2 separate regions of the Homo sapiens genome follow, and region 1 is linked to region 2. The links are chromatin loops, found by intact Hi-C in ENCODE. Cell type or tissue: PC-9. All regions are shown on one strand. Each heading gives the region's core, and the rest is flanking DNA. Links, peaks and the distances in the headings are about the cores only.

Evidence for each region. A loop is a pair of places that touch in the nucleus more often than their neighbours do. Peaks named below come from ENCODE experiments on the same cell type or tissue, not always from the same donor. Only the 100,000 strongest peaks of a DNase experiment are listed, where the experiment ranks them.
Region 1: it touches region 2 in a loop (4-fold over the local background); 4 of 110 quality-filtered maps call a loop at or near these places.

What each region holds. Positions count from the first base shown.
Region 1 is chr3:184,144,063-184,146,562 of GRCh38, forward strand. EIF2B5 (eukaryotic translation initiation factor 2B subunit epsilon) reads left to right here. Exons shown (of 16, transcript NM_003907.3): 14 at 37-162; 15 at 535-645; 16 at 822-1,249. The coding sequence ends at 881. Among named protein-coding and RNA genes, the nearest start is that of EIF2B5, 10 kb to the left of the region's middle. RefSeq lists a silencer at 1,280-1,329. In PC-9, for the core only: CTCF peaks have their summits at 1,386 (motif pointing right) and 1,588; a DNase peak (open chromatin) is centred at 1,349.
Region 2 is chr3:184,532,883-184,549,670 of GRCh38, forward strand. It overlaps LINC01839 (long intergenic non-protein coding RNA 1839), which reads left to right. Exons shown (of 8, transcript XR_924788.3): 7 at 16,725-16,788. LINC01840 (long intergenic non-protein coding RNA 1840) reads right to left here. Exons shown (of 2, transcript NR_046593.1): 2 at 13,832-14,295. Among named protein-coding and RNA genes, the nearest start is that of LINC01840, 16 kb to the right of the region's middle. In PC-9, for the core only: CTCF peaks have their summits at 8,403 (motif pointing left) and 8,602; a DNase peak (open chromatin) is centred at 8,369; H3K27me3 peaks cover 2,224 bases.

The DNA.
Region 1 (2,500 bases), core at 1-2,500, 400 kb before region 2:
TAGGAATATACTGCAGCTCCCTTCTTTCTTCCATAGCTGCTAAAGGCCTGGAGCCCTGTTTTTAGGAACTACATAAAGCGCGCAGCCGACCATTTGGAAGCGTTAGCAGCCATTGAGGACTTCTTCCTAGAGCATGAAGCTCTTGGTATTTCCATGGCCAAGGTGAATATGACCTCAAGCCCCATTCTTCTGCACTTGCTTTCAAACGAGGGTTGGTGACCCCCTTGGGAGACATAAAATAGAAGCTAATGTGAATCCAGTATGGACCATCCACTCCCAATATGCTTATTGCTAGAATAGTACAGCTTGGAGCCGGACTAATAAGGTAGCCATCTGGGGGGTGGTCTGGAAATGTGCAAAGCTCTCCCCAGCAATAGTTCCAGAAGTTAGACCTGCCCCAGGAGCAGAGCGAACAGCTCACTCTTGTCCGTTTTGGAGGAGGCTACTCAGTGCATAGAGGGATCTGAGGGCCTGGTAGAGTATCCTGCTGGACTTTCCAAGGCCCCTGAGGTCCCCTTTATTGGCCTTTTGCAGGTACTGATGGCTTTCTACCAGCTGGAGATCCTGGCTGAGGAAACAATTCTGAGCTGGTTCAGCCAAAGAGATACAACTGACAAGGGCCAGCAGTTGCGCAAGAATCAACAGGTGCGTCAGGCTGTCCTCCTCTCGCCAAGATGGTTATCTCATTCCCAGGTCCTGGCCCCTAGACTCTAGGGTGGTTGGTTTCTGGGGCTCTGGTTGTTAGAGCTGTTTATCTGCCGAGGGGAGCAGGAGAGTTATGTGCACCTCCCCCAGCCGATCTCTCCTCTGCTTCTTTACAGCTGCAGAGGTTCATCCAGTGGCTAAAAGAGGCAGAAGAGGAGTCATCTGAAGATGACTGAAGTCACACTGCCTGCTCCTTTGGGTGTGATTGAGTGCCCTCCTGGCTCCTGGGCTGGGACAAGTGAGGAACTAGCTGCAGAGGGATGAGTGACCACCATCCAGGCTGAGACTGAAAGGAGCAGAGGCTGGAACTACAGTATTCTTTCCCCTGCTAGCAACCATGTGCCTCCCATCCTGACTGTGGAGTTGGGATGTGGAAGTGGGGCTGGAACAAAGCTTCTGCCTAGGGAGGAGCTAAGCAGGCCCGGCAGTTGGAGGAAGGCCAGAGGAACAGCTTTGTGCTCCGGCTTTCCCTCAGGGAACAGCAGAGAGCAGTTGGCTCTTTCTGCTGCTTGTATATGTTAATATTAAAAGAGAGAGTGGTGTATTTGGTTTGTCTCCATCCCTGACTAATCAGCCAGTGAAGTATGTGACCAGAATCACATGATAGCCTTTCCTTAACACCTGGGGGAGAGGGAGGACGGGTGTGCCAGCCACTAGGTGGTACTGTGGTACCTTGCTAATTAACCTTTCCCATGGCTCATGGGTAGTGGAGGGCGGAGGTTCTTTTCCAGCCTCTGTGGACCAACTTGTGATCCTGGGGTGGTGTGCCTAAGCCCGTTTCCATAGAGTCCCATTTTGAACACTTTTCTGCCAGAGGATTATGTTGCCAACCATATGTAAAGCCCATTAGACATGCCAGTTCCTTTCACATGCCTTTTCCAGTTGATCTGGTACTCGTTCTGTCAGGAAGCTGGGCCACGCTTCATCAGAAATAAGGAAATCAGCTCAAGGTCACATGACTCTTGAGGGGTAAAGCTAAGGACTTGACCCTCAGAATCCAGAACTCTGTCCTTCAGCGTATTGTGTTTCAGTGAAGGGAAAATTGGCCCCACAGACAAATATAACCCAGAGCCAGTAATGGAGGTCCCAAGAACACAGGAAGGCCATGTGAAGGGTGCTTTCCCTTGAGAGTGTTTACTATGTGACAGGCAAGCAGTTTTCACATATTGTTTCATTTAATCCTCACATGAGCCCCATGAAGTCTTATCCCCATTTTCAGATAAGGTGCCTGAAGCTCACAGAGCTTCCCTAGCTAGTAACTGACAGAGCCAGGTGTGATATTGGACTCTTGACCTGGAGCTTGTTACTTTGCTGTATTGCTTTAACCTTAACCAAAAGAGACATGCCTTTCTGTCTTTTCTTTTTGAGTTCCTTGTCTTCATATAGAGTGAGTCAACAATTCTGGCCGCGTGCAGTGGCTCACGCCTGTAATCCCAGCACCTTGGGAGGCTGAGGCAGGCGGATCACCTGAGGCGAAGAGTTCGAGACCAACATAGCGAAACCCCATCTCTACAAAAATACAAAAATTAGCTGGGCATTGTGGCAGGCGCCTGAAATCCCAGCTACTCAGGAGGCTGAAGCAGGGAGAATTGCTTGAACCTGGGAGGCGGAGGTTGCAGTGAGCCGAGATTGTGCCACTGCACTCCAGCCTTGGTGATGGAGCGAGACCCTGCCTCAAAACAATATAATAATAATAATTTCCTTTAGTGGTACTTAAACGGTGGCTAATGTGACTGTTGTAACAAGTGATGCTCTACCCCCCCATCCCTACCGTCCCAGATGTTACAGAACAAAT
Region 2 (16,788 bases), core at 7,033-9,532:
TCTTATTGATCCCGCAGGCTTGGTCTGTTTTGGTTTTGTCCTTAGTCTTAGGAATTGGTCCTTACTCTAGACAGAACATGGTCCTTACTCCTAACTATGGATTGGCCGGAACTCCCAACACTGTGCCACCTCTGGCATTCCCATCCAGCTCTGAGCCCTATCCAGCTCTTAGCAGCCTTCTTCTAGACTTCACGGTGTCTTGCTGGCATGTGCTCAGCCAAGCCCTCAGCCAAAGGTCATTGGAGAAACCCAAAGTAGACTGGAAGCACCCTCACCCCCATGCAGATCCTCCTTTCTGTTGTATTGCCCTGCAAATTCCAGCCAATTCGGCAGCACCAAACTCCAATTTCTGCCTCTTGAGCTCAGCAAGAATGTGTTGCTCTGTGTAAGCTTCATCTCCCCATACTGTGACTCAGAAACGCCCCCAGAAAGAAAGCCAGGGCCAATATAGAATTCACCTCGTACGTTTCGTTTCCTTTCTCTCAAGGGTCACAGTCTGGTATCGCCTGTTGCCCAGTGCCTGAAAACAGTTGTCTCAAATATTTTGTCTGATTTTATAGTTGTTTATGGTGGTGATGGTGGGAACCTGGTATCAGTTACTCCCTCAGAGCTATAATTGGAAGTCTTTTCCCCTTCCTTCTGTAACTAGGGAATTTATTCAGTTCCCAGCTGTCCAGGGTGCTGGCCAATAGAATATGAGCAGTAGCAAAGGAGTGTGTCTCTGCTTCCCTTTGTTTTCTTTTTCTACTGGTGGGAATGTTATGGCTGTGATTGCTAGTTTTCTATGAAAATCTCTTCTGCATAATTAACAGATTTAAAGCAGAGATCTCAAAAAGAAAAGAGACAAAGAGGATGGGATAGAATAAAAAGCATACAAAGGAATAATGACCAAATTTTCCCAACATTTAGTGAAAACATCAACCTACAGATGCAAGAAGTTCAGTGAACTCCCAGGATTAAAAAAGAAAAAAAAGAAAGAAAAAGAAAAAAAAAACTATACTTGGGCTCATTACAGTCAAACTGCTGAAAATCAAATATAAAGAAAAAACCTTGACTCAGCGCAGTGGCTCACAGCTATAATCCCAGCACTTTGGGAGGCCAAAGCGGGCAGATCACGAGGTCAGGAGTTTGAGACCAGCCTGGCCAACATGATGAAACCCCATCTCTACTGAAAATATAAAAATTAGCCAGATGTGGTGGCGGGCGCCTGTAGTCCCAGCTATTTGGGAGGCTGAGGCAGGAGAATCACTTAAACCTGGGAGGTGGAGGTTGTAGTGAGCCGAGATCTCACCATTGTACTCCAGCCTGGGTGACAGAGCAAGACTCCATCTCAAAAAATAAATAAATAAAAATAAAAATAAAGAAGAAGAGAAAGTCTTAAAATTAGCCAGATAAAAGACACGTTATATATAAGGGATGACATGAATGAAGGCTGACTTCTCTTGAAGAGCAAGGGAGAGGCTGGGAGCGGTGGCTCATGCCTCTAATCCCAGCACTTTGGGAGGCCAAGGCGGGATCACAAGGTCAGGAGATCGAGACCATCCTGGCTAACACGGTGAAACCCCATCTCTACAAAAAATACAAAAAATTAGCCAGGCGTAGTGGTGGGTGCCTGTAGTCCCAGCTACTTGGGAGGCTGAGGCAGGAGAATGGCGTGAACCCGGGAGGCGGAGCTTGCAGTGAGCTAAGATGGCGCCACTGCACTCCAGCCTGGGGGACAGAGCGAGACTCCGTCTCAAAAAAAAAAGAAAAAGAAAAAGAAAAGAAAAGCAAGGGAGGCCACAAGACAATAGGAGAACAGCTTCACATTGCTGACCGAAAAAACTAACAACCCATGGTTTTATATTCTGTGAAAAGATCCCTCAAACATATGGGTAAAAGAAAGACATTTTGGCTAAGTGCAGTGGCTCCTGCCTATAACTCCAGCACTTTGGGAGGCCAAGGTGGGAAGATGGCTTGAGGTCAGGAGTTTGAGACCAGCCTGGGCAACATAGGAAGACAAAACTGAAGGGAGAAATAGACAAATCCACAATTATAGTTGGAAATTTTAACATCTTTCTGTCAGTAATTGATAAAATAACTAGACAAAAAAAATCAGTAAGAATATAGATCTGAATGATACTAGCAACAGGACCTAACTGACATATATAGGACAATATGCCCAACAACTGCACTTTCTTCTCAAGTGCATACAGATTATTCCCAGGATAGGCCATATGCTGGAGGATAATATGTCTCAATATATTTCAGAAGACTGAAATTTCACAGTGTATGTTTTCTGACTACAATACAATTAAATTAGAAATCAGGCCGGGAGCGATGGCTCATGCCTGTAATCCCAGCACTTTGGGAGGCCGAGGTGGATCACCTGAGGTCAGACCAGCCTGGCCAACATGATGAAACCCCGTCTCTACTAAAAATACAAAAATTAGCCAGGTGTAGTGGTGCATGCCTGTAATCCCAGCTACTTGGGAGGCTGAGGCAGGAGAATCGCTTGAACCCAGGAGGTAGAGTTTGCTGTGAGCTGAGGTCACACCACTGCACTCCAGCCTAGGCGACAGAGTGAGACTCTGTCTCAAAAAAAAAAAAAAAAAAAAAAAAAAAGAATAGTTGTACATGAATGAATATTTGTAATACCTTCTTCACAATAGTTAAAACTAGAAATAACCCAAATGTCTATCAATAGGAGAATGGACGAATTGTGGCATATTTAAGCAATGGAATACAATTTAACAATTAAAATGAATAAACGACTGATAGGTGTGACGTGTGAATCTCAAAGATATTATGCTGAGTGACACAAATGAGTACACAATGTATTATCCCATTCATATGATGTTCAAGAAGGGGCGAAACTAATTTGTAGTGATAGAAATTGGAATGATGGTTGCCTGTAAGCGTTGGGCATAAGGGAATTTTCTAGGGTAATGAAAATACATTTTGACTTGTGTGTTGGTTACATAGGTGTAATTCATCAAAACCTTTTGTGTCATACACTAAGATCTTTGCGTTTCACTCACAGTACATAAGTATTCCTCAATGAAAAGAAGGGAAGAACAAATATTGAGGGGCTAACTCAGTTTCTGGTCTATCATTAAATATCCTTTATTTTTTCACTTAATATTAAAAAATTCCTTTGTGCAGTACTCAATGTTTGCTGCTGTAATTGATAAATCCCTAAATCCCACTGCCTTAGCACAAAAATGTTTCTCATTCACATGAGGCCCCTAATGGGTGCTCATGATCCATAGGGAGTTCTCCAAGTGTTGACTTAACTCACGCCTGTAATCTCAGCAATTTGGGAGGCCGAGGGGATGGATCACCTGAGGCTAGGAGTTCGAGACTAGCCTGGTCAACATGGGGAGACCCTGTCTTTACTAAAAATACAAAAATTAGCTAAGCGTGGTGGCAGGCACCTGTAATCCCAGCTACTTGGGAGGCTGAGATGGGAGAATCGCTTGAATCTGGGAGGAGGAGGTTGCAGTGAGCCAAGATCGCACCATTGCACTCCAGCCTGGGTGACAAGAGTGAAACTCCATCTCAAAAAAGAAAAAAAAAAAAGAATCTATCATGGCCTCCACCATCTCCATAACATGGCTTCCAAATTCATTGCCTTTGTCTACATTAAGCAAGAAGGGAGGTTGAAGCTTAGAGCTTGTGCATAGAATGTTTTCATGGGCCAGGCCTGATGGGCTCACATCACTTCCACTCTCATCCTGTGGCGTTGAGTTTAGTCAAGTGGTTACACCTCACTGAAAGAGAGGCTGGGAACCGTAGTCTAGCTAGGAGCTCTAGAAGAAGAGAACATGATTTGATATTGTTAGCAGTCTCTGCCACACTGTTATTAAAATATCACGAAAGCTAACTTGTATTAAACACTACTCACTAGCAACTGTTCTAAAAACTTTACATGTCGTCTTCAACAACTCTTTGAGGTACATACTAGTTTAATCTCTGTTTTACAAGCGAGGAAACTGAGGCATAGAGAAATCAAGGAGTTGTCCAAGGCACAGTGCTGGTAAGATGAAGCCTGGGTTTGAACTCAGGCAGCCTAACTCCAGAGCAGGTGTTTGTAACCACTACTCCATGCTGCAGCCATGTAAGGATTGCATAATCTTCCAAATTTTTGGATGAGCCAAATTTTATTTAACCTTTTTCATATCGCTAGAGATGTAGATTACATCTTGACTGGGGCTCTGCAAATAATGCATTGCTAACATCTTTGTTTGTTTGTTTGTTTGTTTGAGACAGAGTCTTACTCTCTCTCCAGGCTGAAGTACAGTGGCACGATCTCGGCTCACTTGCAACCTCTGCCTCCTGGGTTCAAGCAATTATCCTGCCTCACAGCCTCCTAAGTAGCTGGGATTGCAGGGATGCACCACCATGCCCAGCTAATTTTTGTATTTTTAGTAGAGACGGGGTTTCACCGTGTTGGCCAGGCTGGTCTCAAACTCCTGACCTCGAATGATCTGCCTGCCTTCGCCTCCCAAAGTGCTGGGATTATGGGTGTGAGCCACCGCACCCAGGCCATAGCTAACATCTTAAAGTTTTTTTCTCCCTATGTTATGAATTGATTCCTTAGGATTAATTTTTTAGTTCTTAAAGTTCACAAAATTAGGCTGAAAAAGTCTATTTCCTCTCCGAATTATGTACTGCATGGAAATGATCTCGTTATTGACAAGACATTCATCATTAGATATTAAATATTTTGGTTCATCTATCTCAGCTTGCAAATGATTCTGTATAAAATATTAATCTCTTTTTGTTGATGTTTGAACCCTCATGATATTTGAGTAGATAGACATGAGTTTCTCATCCTAGGCAAGAGAGAAACAGAATTTTTCACTGGAAAAGGATCTCACAGCTTATCTGGTCCAATTCCTTAGCCACTGGAGAAAGATAGTTCTAAAAACAGCTGAACGAAAATAGAAATTTTATAAATTGAATCACATTTATTTTTACTTATGCAGCACACTTGCTCTCAAAGAGAGCCTACGACAAATGCTTCAGTAAGTGAAAATTTAGCTTGTGAACAATTAGCAGCCATTAAAGCTGAGATGCAGAAAAGGATGAAAACTGCAAGCTGACAAATTGGGCCTCAGCTTCTGAAGTGATTTGGCTGTTTCCAAATCATAGTTAACATTTACTGAGTGCTTAACTGCGCATCAGACACCGTGCTCAGCACTTTACAGACTTCCTGTCATTGAATCCTTGCAGCCCATCTAGGGGGTGCATACTGCTAATATCTCTATTGTACAAAGGAGGAAACGAGCTTAGGGAGGTTAAATAAGGATGACTTTTAAAAGCAGAAAACACCCCGACGAAATAGTTCATGCAATCCATTAACATCATTTGTATCTTAGATTCTTTGACAAGGTTGGAGATGGCGTGGGGATTCCACTCAGGTAAATAATTCCCAAATTCTAAAATTAATAGTTTCTCAGGTTAAAAAAAAGGATAATATAGAAGGCTAACAAGTATGGTGAAAACCTAGATTTTCTTGAAAGCTGAGGTTGGAAAGGACATTTGATTGATTGATTGATTGATTGATTGATGAGCCTTCGAGAAGAGGCCCCCAGGAAGTCTATTGTAGAGTTTCATTCTCTGTCACTTGCTTGTTCTCTATTTCAAAGCCCTCCCACCAAGTGTCGGGATCCCTCCCTCCTTCCTTTTCTTTCTCCCCTCTTCCCACATGCTCTCCCAGAGCCTCTTCCCAGGCCCAGCCTTCCCTACCTACCTCAGTCCTTCCCTGCCATTCAAGCCACAAACCTGTGGAACCTTCTTGAACTCAGAAAGGAGAGGCTGACTTCCAAAGGGTTCCAACTATTTAAATGAGCAGTTCCTCCCCAGACGCCAACCCTTATCCCAGGAGCACAGCACTCGTGCCTTGCGTGGAGGAGAAGTGTGCCCCATGGGCGGTTGATTGGCCTGATGACTGTCCTTCAGCTCAGGCACCACTGGAGGCTGAGCTCTCACTGGGAGGCAGTCACAGGTGCAGGCAGGCTCCGGGGATAAGGAGCTGTGGTGTCTTTCCAGTGCTCCTGTGTGTACTTGGTGGAGCTGAGAACAGCCAGACACTGGATGAGAGCTTGGCTTTAGGATAACGCCCTACATTTGGGGCCCCATGTTCTCTGGTGTCCCCACCTGGATTGTGGCAGCCTACTCTGGGGCAGGGGAGGAGATTCCAGGAAAAACAGGGCCAGAGTGTGCCGTGAGGTGGAGGTGCTGTGGAAGGGGGCCTTGGTTCCAGCCACACGAGCCTCCCTCCACTTGTCACTGAGGAGTCATTGGCACCTTAGCTCTTGGCGCAGGGAGGTTGGCAGCAGGCATCACAGGCTGCCTCCCTCAGGGAGCTCACAGTCTCCATAGAAAGACGTGCAGGTGCACGCTGGCTCACACACACACACAGCACATGCACACACGCAGCACATAACGAGAACTAACAACTGGCAAACTCAAGAGCTGTGGTGGCTCCAGCAGTGCCGCTGCTGCTTGTGGGTGGGAGATGTGGGGGCATGCATAGGCTGATTTTGCAGGTGGCTTTGGAGCAGTGGTTCAGGCAAAGGCGTTACAGGACCTAGAGCTGGGCCCAGGTGGAATCATTGTCTTATTGGGTGACTTTAGCCAAACTAGGAGTCTTAATGCTACCTTACAGGTTTTGTGTTTTTGTTTAGAATTAAAAGAGGCAGGGCCAGGCGAGGTGGCTCACGCCTGTAATCCCGGCACTTTGGGAGGCCGAGGTGGGTGGATCACCTGAGGTCGGGAGTTCGAAACCAGCCTGACCAACATGGAGAAACCCCGTCTCTACTAAAAATACAAAATTAGCTGGGTGTGGTGGCGCATGCCTGTAATCCCAGCTACTCAGGAGGCTGAGGCAGGAGAATCGCTCGAACCTGGGAGGCGGAGTTTGCGGTGAGCCAAGATTGTGCCATTGCACTCCAGCCTGGGCAACAAGAGCGAATCTCTGTCTCAAAAGAGAAAAAAAAAAATAGTGGCAATATCGGTGTAAGAGCCTACCATAGAGAAGTGCTTCATGGCAGCTGAACCTGAACCTGGCACATCCTGGGACGCCTGTGGCCGCAGGGGAACCGCCTGGCCCAGCAGAGCTCGCTGTTTGATATGAACACGGATCACACAAGACAACTGGTAACAGCAGTGGCCTCCTGGGAGGGGAAAGGCTTACCACGGGCAAGACAGGGAGGGACATTTGTTTTTTTAAATTTTGTACACGATACATCTATTTCTTGGTTCAAAAGTATGTCAACCATTTTCCACCTTGGCCTGCACGCAGTGGGGTGCTGTGAACGTTCAACAAGGGGCTCTGGGGCAGCCTGGTACCAGCAGGCTCCAGCGCCCCCACCGGTTGCACAGGTGTGGTAAGGCCAAAGCTTAAGGACTGATGACTAAGGTTGCTGTTCTCCCTCAGTGGGAGGGAAACCAAGGTCCAGAGAAAGCCGAGGCTCTCTCTTAGGACCAAAAATCCAGCGGTGGCAAAATTGAGTCTGAATCCAAGTCATTTGACTTGGAAGGGCCCGGGTTCAGGTCCAGCCTCTCTGTCCAGCTGTGACCTGAAACAAGTTGGCTAACGTGTCTGAGCCTGTATTTTCTTGAGGATGATAATATCCACTTCTCAAGATTGTTTTGCAGCTTCACTACAAAAAAAAAAAAAAAACAAAAAAACAAAAAAACTACCTGAGGGTGCTTTGAAAACCTTGAAACCCTGGCCAGGCGCGGTGACTCACACCTGTAATCCCAGCACTTTGGGAGGCCGAGGCAGGTGGATCACCTGAGGTCAGGAGTTCGAGACCAGCCTGGCCAACATGGTGAAACCCTGTCTCACTAAAACTACAAAATTAGCTGGGCATGGTGGCAGGCGCCGGTAATCTCAGCTACTTGGGAGGCTGAGGCAGGAGAATTGCTTGAACCAGGGAGGTAGAGGTTGCAGTGAGCCGAGATTGCGCCATTGCACTCCAGCCTGGGCAAAAAGAGCAAAACTCCGTCTAAAAGGAAAGAAAGAAAAAGAAAGAAAGAAAGAAGAAAGAAAGAGAAAGAGAGAGAGAAAGAAAGAAAGAAAGAAGAAAGAGAAAGAAAGAAAGACCTTAAAACTCTAATACAATATAATGGGTTTTTAAATAAAAAAGAAAATAGAAATCACCTTTTCCTCTAGCCCCTCAGTTCAGCATTAGTCAAGCTTTTTAACCTACTCTTGAACGTATCAAGAGCCTTCTTTACTTGGCCCACCCTGGGTAGAACTGGGATTCTCCCCAGTTCCTGAAGTTTCCATGGCTCTACTCTGTAACAAGGAAAAGGGAAACATGCGTCCTCCCTCCGCTGGAGTTTCTCCACAGGTGAGTCCTTTGCTGCCAAAGGTTGTACCTGTTCTGCCACCGCCCCCTGCTGGTGACTCTTACAAGGCGCCCTGTCTTCACTGGCATCCGAGCAGGTTGGAATTTAAGGGAAGTATCTAGATCCACCTAGATGGGGCTTGGTGAGGAGGAATCAAGCTGCTGGGTCTCGAGTAGCCTCCATCTCTGCACCGTGGCCACTGTGCCCATCATGCCGGCAATGGGCTGTCCAATGGCAAAGGAAGGCTGATGGAGGTTGACCAGGTCATTTTGTCTAGTTGGTTGTTCAGTGCCTGTCCGCAGTGGATGCTCTCTGGCAGCTGTGAACATGCGCTACAAAGACCTTCACACTTGGGCCCACTCCCAAATGTCCAGACACATCCTCCAGCCCAGACCTGCTGCTCCTCATCTTCCAGCCTTTTTCCTTCAGGTCCCAGCCTCCAACCACTCAGCTGAGCCATCAGCCACTACCCATGAGTTGTACATATCTTAACTTTGGGACCCTTCTCTTTCCACACAAAGGGGATGATTAGCTGCACCATCTGAAACTCCGCCTATTTATTGGAGGATTTTCTCCAATAATTTTGGAGAAATAGTTTCCAAAATTATTGGAAAATTATTCCAAAATAATTCCAAAACTATTGGAAAATTCCAAAATGATTTCCAATAATTTTTTCCAATCCACCCCTGAGTGAGGCTGCCATCATTTTTAGTTTGCACATACATGTGGAGCTGACCCATCTGTACCCCAAGTTCAGGCTTTTCCTCCCCGCTTTGGCTGGTTGGACAGGAACCCATAGAATCATGGGCATGAGCTGGGGTGGGGGCCCTGCGGCTTGCTGTCCACTCACTTCAATCCTGGAGGACGCACCTCCATCTTACAACGGGCTGCTGCTGAGCCTGCTTGGCCTTACAGCTTGGGAGGACGACGAGACCCAGCTCACAATGGGACCGACGAGACCCAGCTCACAATGGGCAGTTCTGGTTGCACAGTCACTTGGTCCTCCGTGGCAGTTTCTTATTTTATTTAATTTATTTTTTGGCATGTAGTCCTCGCTGCAGCTGGCATGGCCTTGCTAGAGATCTCAGAGGGCTCGCTGTGAGTCTCCCACCCGAGCCTGCACAATCGCCACAGGCGTCTTTCCCCGCCATTGATCTTTCAGCACCATAATATCTGCTGGGCCAGAGGTTTCAGGCGACAGGCTGCATCTGTAGATGACACAAGGCTACCTGGAGTCATTAGGGTAGGGCAGCCTGAGCAGGGGCTGCCACTTCCTTCTCAGGGGAAGCTCTTGTGAATGCAAATGGGGCATGTTAAGTCCTGGAAGGAGAGAAAGAGAGAGAGAGGGAGAGAGACAGAGGTGGGGGGGGGGGGGGCGGGGAGAGAGAGAGAGACAGACGAGAGAGACAGACAGACAGGGCAAGGGGAGAGAGAGAGAGGTAGAAAGAGAGAGAAACAGATGGGAGAAGGGGGGAGGGGGGAGAGAGAGAGACAGAGAGGGGAGAGAGAGAAGGGAAGGAAGGAAGGAAAGAAGGAAGGAAGGAAGGGAAGGAGGGAGGGAGGGAAAGAAAGGGAGAAGAGAAAGAAAGGGGAGGAAGAAAGAAAATGAAGTTGCTCTTTGTTAGATGCTCTTGTGTCGTTTAGGGTCTTTTTCTGTATACATTGCCCCAACTAACTGTGAGTTCCTTCGGGGCAGAGTTAGAATCCCAGCTCCTCCACCTACTAGCTATGTGATCCTGGGCAAGCCACTTCACTTCTCTGAGCCTTGGTGTCCTCCTCTGTAAAATGGGGATAATTTTTTTTTTTTTTTTTTTTTTTTTGGAGATGGAGTCTCACTCTGTCACCCAGGCTGGAGTGTAGTGATGTGATCTCAGCTCACTGTAACCTCCGCCTCCCAGGTTCAAGCGATTCTCCTGCCTCAGCCTCCCAAGAAACTGCAATTACAGGCGCGCACCACCACACCTGGCTAATTTTTGTATTTTTGGTAGAAACGGGGTTTCACCACGTTGGTCAGGCTGGTCTTGAACTCCTGACCTCGTGATCTGCCCACCTTGGCCTCCCAAAGTGCTGGTATTACAGGCATGAGCCACCATGCCCAGCCCCAAATGGGGATAATATTTTAGCCCACAGCACAGTGGTCTGTGAGCATTAAGAGAAGGAAAGCACCCCTCCCCACCAGCACAGTGTCTGCACCCAATCAGCACTCCTTAAACGCTGGCTAGCATTCTCCTCCCCTGTGACCCTCTGGCAAAAGATTCCCCACCCCAACCTCAGCGCCCAGCAAATCTGTGCTAATGTGCGAGTGGGTATCGATGAGTTCATATAACCCTTGGGTAGCATGTGGTTAACATGTGTGCGTTTTAATAGGGCTATTTTACAGCAACTCTAATGATGTGTGGATTGTCTGGGGGCCATGGGGGTTGTTTTCTCAAGCTATAAACTCACCGATGCTCTGCTCCACATTCTCCTCAGAGTCTCTACCCTACCTCCTCTGTGGCCCAGGGTCTGCCCACAGCTGGCCCCTCACAGGTGCCCAGGGCTGCAGGGTGTGTGTATGTGGCTTGTGTGGTGTGTGTATGTGTGTGTGTGTGTGTTGTTTGTGTGGTGTGAGTGTGGGTGTTGCTCATATGTGTGTTGTCTACTTGGTGTATGTATGTGTTGTGTGGTTGTACGTATGCGTGTGTCCTATAATTAAAGTCCCCAGAAGCAGGGCACCCTGCCTGGGTGCCACCTTCTCACCCCTCTCCAGGGGCTCTGAGCACCCCCCCACCCCCGCGACGTGGCAGTGGGCAGCACCTGTGCCCTGATCTTTGCATCTCAGCCTCTCGCCCAGGGCTTTGTGCTAACGGGTGCTCAATACGGTAGTGCTTTGCTAATTGGGAAAAAGCGGTCGCGGGATGTTCTTTCCAGGGCAGTGCTGCAGTGCCCTCTGGTGGATTTTCTCTGAACTTCTCTAGGTTTGAGGTTCCGCTTGTCCTTGACAGGTAAGCCGGCCCTGAGAATCCAACCGCCTGGCCTTCTTCGCTTTTGGTCAGCCCTCCGCCTTGCAGAGAGTGGGGCTCAGTGGGAGCTGAGGCTGTGTGAGGGTGAGGCTGGGGTCAGGCTGGGGAGGAGACTGATGTTGGGAGTCCGGAGGTACAGTTATTCCTGTACCTCTAGCAATAAGAACTGTGAGGTGGAAATGCCCATTTCAGTGATGGTGGAGAGAAACCAATGGAACCTGAATATAGGCAGCGACCCCTTAGGAAGCATCTCCTCCTCCTCTTCCTCCTCCCCCTCCTCCTCCTCCTCCCCCTCCTCCTCCTCCCCCTCCTCCCCCTCCTCCTCCTCCTTCTCCCCCTCCTACTCCTCCCCCTCCTACTCCTCCTCCTCCCCCTCCTACTCCTCCTCCCCTCCTCCTCCTTCTCCCCCTCCTCCTCCTCCCCCTCCTACTCCTCCTCCTCCCCCTCCTCCTCCTTCTCCTCCTCCTTCTCCCCCTCCTGCTCCTCCCCCTCCTACTCCTCTTCCTCCTACTCCTCCTGTTCCCCCCTCCTCCCTCTCCTCCTCCTCCCCCCTCCTCCTCCTCTCCCCTTCCTCCTCCTCCTCTGCTTCTCTTCCTCCTCCCCCTCCTCCTCCTCTCCCCTTCCTCCTCCTCCTCTGCTTTCTCTTCTTTTCAGGCAGAAATGCCTCCACAGATTCCCTTATTATCCATGTAGAAAGGGAAGAAAGACATGAATGCTTGTATGTCAGATATGTTACAAGTAACTTGTTTAAAAGGGGAAAAGAAAATAGGGGAAGAGATAAGAAACAAGACAATAAATCTAGAAAATCAGGAATGAGAATAAAGATAACAACCAGAAAAGCAACAACAACGCAGAGATAGAAATCAAAACAAAAGCGATCTCAGTAATCATGAATAGATTAAATTATCCATCCTCTGCATACGAAAATACGAATATTTTAAATTTAGCTATTTCTTGTTAATAAAGATGACACATAAGGCCAAGATTCTCTTATACTAGGCAAATACTAGCATATGCACATCCAATCCATCAGCAAGTCTTGCTGGCTCTGTACCCAAAACACATCCCAAATCCATCTTCCCTGCTAGCACCACTGCCCAAGCTACCATCATCTCTTGTTTGAATGATTCCAGGAGCTTCCCAACCCATCGGCTGGGTTCTCCTGTTACTCCCCTGTAATCCAGATTCCACACAGTAACACAGTGGGTTTCTTTTCTTTTCTTTTTCCTTTTTTGAGACAGAGTCTTGCTCTTGTTGCCCAGGCTGAAGTGCAATGGTGCAATCTCAGCTCACTGCAACCCCCGCCTCCTGGGTTCAAGCGATTCTCCTGCCTCAGCCTCCCAAGTAGCTGGGATTACAGGTGCCCGCCACCACACCCAGATAATTTTTTGTATTTAGTAGAGACGGTGTTTCACCATGTTGGCCAAGCTGGTCTCGAACACCTGACCTCAGGTGATCCACCCGCCTCAGCCTCTCAAAGTGCTGGGATTACAGGTAGGAGCCACCGCACCTGGCCCACAGTGTTCTTTTGAAATCAGAAATCAAATCACGTTGCCATCCCTGCCCCCTGGTTTAATGATACTTCATGTGGCCCCCATTTCACTTGACATAAAATCCAAAGTCCTTTCTGCAGCCTATGCAACCCTATGAGTGGGATGAAGGAATGATGCCACTCCAGAGGGCAGAACCAGGGCCAAATGACAGGAGTTGCAGAGCATGAACCTTGACCCAAGAAAGGAGGAATTTTCTAGTCATCAGAGCTGTCCAAGCTGACTTCGCGATGTGGAATAAGGTCCCCACTACAGAGAGGATGGAGCTGCAGCTGAGGGGATTTCTGCACAGGGTTGGCTGGAGGCTGAAGTAGATTTCCCTGTTGCTTTCCTGTAGGAGACTCTGTGCCTCTAGGAATAAGAACTGTGAGGTGGAAATGCTCACTTTGGTGATGGTGGAGAGAAACAAATAGAATCTGAACATAGGCAGTAGTCCCTTAGGAAGCATCAGCTTCTGCTTCTTCTTGATTACTTCTTCCAGTGGGGAGCTCAATACATGGTGGGCAGCCCTTCCTTTCGGTCAACACTTCATGTATTGGGCAGGCCAAGTCTGTCTGCCTCCCCGAAACTTCCTCATCTCAGTCTCAGTTCCTCTCTCTTGCAGAGTTCTAAGCACTCTTCCAAAAGTGTGCCAGAGATTGTGCTGCATGTTGGGGACATAAAGATGAAAAACGTGAACTCTGCTGTCAGGAAGTTCACAGACTAGAGGGAGCTGGCTCATTCATAGCAGGAGCGCCACGAGGACAACGGGGTATTGCAAAGGGCAGAGCATGCAGGAACTGGAGTGTAGGAGAGCTCAGCCCTGGCTGGGCATCAGCATTACCCAGGGAGGTCTGAAAACTCCCACACCCACGGGGTCAGAGTATCCAGAGATTGTGAGGGCAGGGCCCAGGCTTTGGGGTTTCTTTTTTCTTTGTTTTTTGTTGTTGTTGTTGTTTGTTTGTTTGTTTTTTGTTTTGAGACAGAGTCTCGCTCTGTTCCCCAGGCTGGAGTGCAGTGGCACAATCTCGGCTCACAGCAAGCTCCGTCCGCCTCCTGGGTTCACGCCATTCTCCTGCCTCAGCCTCCTGAGTAGCTGAGACTACAGGCGCCCGCCACCACGCCTGGCTAATTTTTTGTATTTTTAGTAGAGACGGGTTTCACCGTGTTAGCCAGCATGGTCTCGATCTCCTGACCTCGTGATCTGCCTGCCTTGGCCTCCCAAAGTGCTGGGATTACAGGCGTGAGCCACCGCGCCCGGCGGCTTTGGTGTTTCTTAAAGATTCCCAGGTAGTTAGGTGACTACAGTCATGGGCCCCTGGCTTAGTTGGGAAGTGCTTCATCTCTGAGACACCAGGATTCGAATCCCCAGTTTTGCCGCTTAACAGCTTGGTGGCCATGGATCTGCCTCTCTAGTCCTGTGAATGAGCAGGAGAAAAAAGAAGGAGGGAGTGAGAGAAAGGGAAACAAGGAGAAATAGTTTGAGCAGTGCACCTGGCCATAAAACACCAGGGCGGGGCTGGGGGTGTCTTTGCAAATGGTCACGTCACACCAGGCCTAGCTGCACCCCAGTACACCAGGCCACCAGTACAGCTGTGGCACCCGCTCAGTCGTCTTCCTTTGCGGAGCACCTGCTGTCAGGGTTTATTGCAGAAGGAGCCAAGATCACACCTTTATGTAGGCAACAAAATAAATCCTTACAAAACATGAAAGGATTTTTACAGCCACCCTATGAAATGGGAACTGAGTACCCCCATTACAGAGAAGGAAACGGTTACATAGTCTATCTAAGGCCATGTGAAATGAAGGACTGGACTGGAACTAGAATGCAGACCTAGCTCATACAAAAGCCTGGAATGAGTCTTGCATATCCACTGCCCAAGTGAAAAAGGAAACTATTGGCCGGGCACTGTGGCTCATGCCTGTAATCCCAGCACTCTGGGAGGCCAAGGTGGGCGGATCACCTGAGGTCAGGAGTTCAAGACCAGCCGGCCATGATGAAACCCTGTCTCTACTAAAAATACAAAAAATTAGCTAGGCGTGGTGGTGCATGCCTGTAATCCCAGCTACTGGGGAGGCTGAGGCAAGAGAATCGCTTGAACCTGGGAGGTGAAGGTTGCAGTGAGCCGAGATTGCGCCATTGCACTCCAGCCTGGGCAACAAGAACAAAACTCCATCTCAAAAAAAAAAAAAAAGAAAAAAGGAAAAGGAAATTATTAGAGTATAGCTGTCTGTATTCCCCCCTGATCCTCTTCACCTCTCTCCCCTCCAACCACTGTCCTGAATTTGTGTTGATCATTTTCATCTATGTCTATATACCTTTGCCATACATGCAAGATTCCATACCCAGTACGTTGCATCTGATGGCATGTTTTTCAGCCTTGTAGAGACAGCATCATGGGAAAGAAATCCTCCTCCTGCATCTTGTTTTTGTCTCTTAAAATTGTCTGTGACGTTTATCCATGTGAATACATATATCTCTAATTTGTGTATTGTTACTGCTTTTCAAAATCCATGACTCTGCTGATGAAGTTTCAGGTTGTTTCCCGTTTTTTTTTTTTGAGACAGAGTCTTGCTCTCTCCCAGGCTGGGGTGCAGTGGTGCAATCTCGGCTCACTGCAAGCTCCGCCTCTGGGGTTCACGCCATTCTCCTGCCTCAGCCTCCCAAGTAGCTGGGACTACAGGCGCCCGCCACCGCGTCCGGCTAATTTTTTGTATTTTCAGTAGAGACGGGGTTTCACCGTGTTGGCCAGGATGGTCTCGATCTCCTGACCTCGTGATCCGCCCGCCTCGGCCTCCCAAAGTGCTGGGATTACAGGCATGAGCCACCGCGTCCGGCCTTGCTTCCCGTTTTTTACTGTTATAGATAATGCTGCTACAACGATTTTTGTTCTGATATCCTGCACATGTGTGAGACTTTCCCAAGGGTGTACACCCGGGGTGGTTACTGGGCTGAGGGTATGGTGCTTTTCCCGTCTGTCATGCAGGTTACCCTCATGCCAGCGTGTGCCAGTTTCTGTTGCTCTGTGCCCTCACTCACACTTAGTATAGCCACATTTCACATGTACAAGCCTACATTCTTTTTTTTTTTTTTTTTTGAGACAGAGTCTTGCTCTGTCTCCCAGGCTGGAGTGCAGTGGTACGGTCTCGGCTCACTGCAACCTCTGTCTCCTGGGTTCAAACAATTCTCCTGCCTCAGCCTCCAGAGTAGCTGGGATTACAGGTGCCCGCCACCATGCCCTGCTAATTTTTGTATTTTTTTTTTTTTAGTAGAGATGGGATTTCACCATGTTGGCCAGGCCGGTCTCAAACTCCTGATCTCAGGTGATCCGTCTGCCTCGGCCTCCCAAAGTGCTGGGATTACAGGCATGAGCCACTGCACCCAGCCACAAGCCTATATTCTTTATACAGTCCCTAACAACCTTTTGGGAGAATAGTTGCACAGAGAACTACAGCTAGACCATGTTCTTGGCTGTGACATCCTCGGCAAAGCCTGGATGGAGGTCACTGAGGCAAAGCTGAGCCAATATTGATTCAGAACATCCTGTTGCAAAACATGGAGTGAAAGACATGAAGCAAAAGAGGCCTTTGGAAAGGTTTCTTGGCCATCTCCACCAACAATCTGCCTCAAGGCATCATCCTTTCGTCTTGACCTTTTGTTTAAAGGACTAAGTAGGGAGCCCAAACTCCTAGATTTGCCCAAGGTGGTCCCAATTCAGGCCAGTTGTCCCAGTGTAATTATTAATAGCACCACCTTTGACTCTTCAAGGTGTTCAGGCTTGAAAGATAATTTATATGGCCACCTACTGTAGGAGGGTGGGAATTCACATCAATTTCCTATCCACAGATACTCTGCTGTGGCCAACGTGGGGAAGACTGAATGATGGAGAGCCTGTTATACAAACCACAGG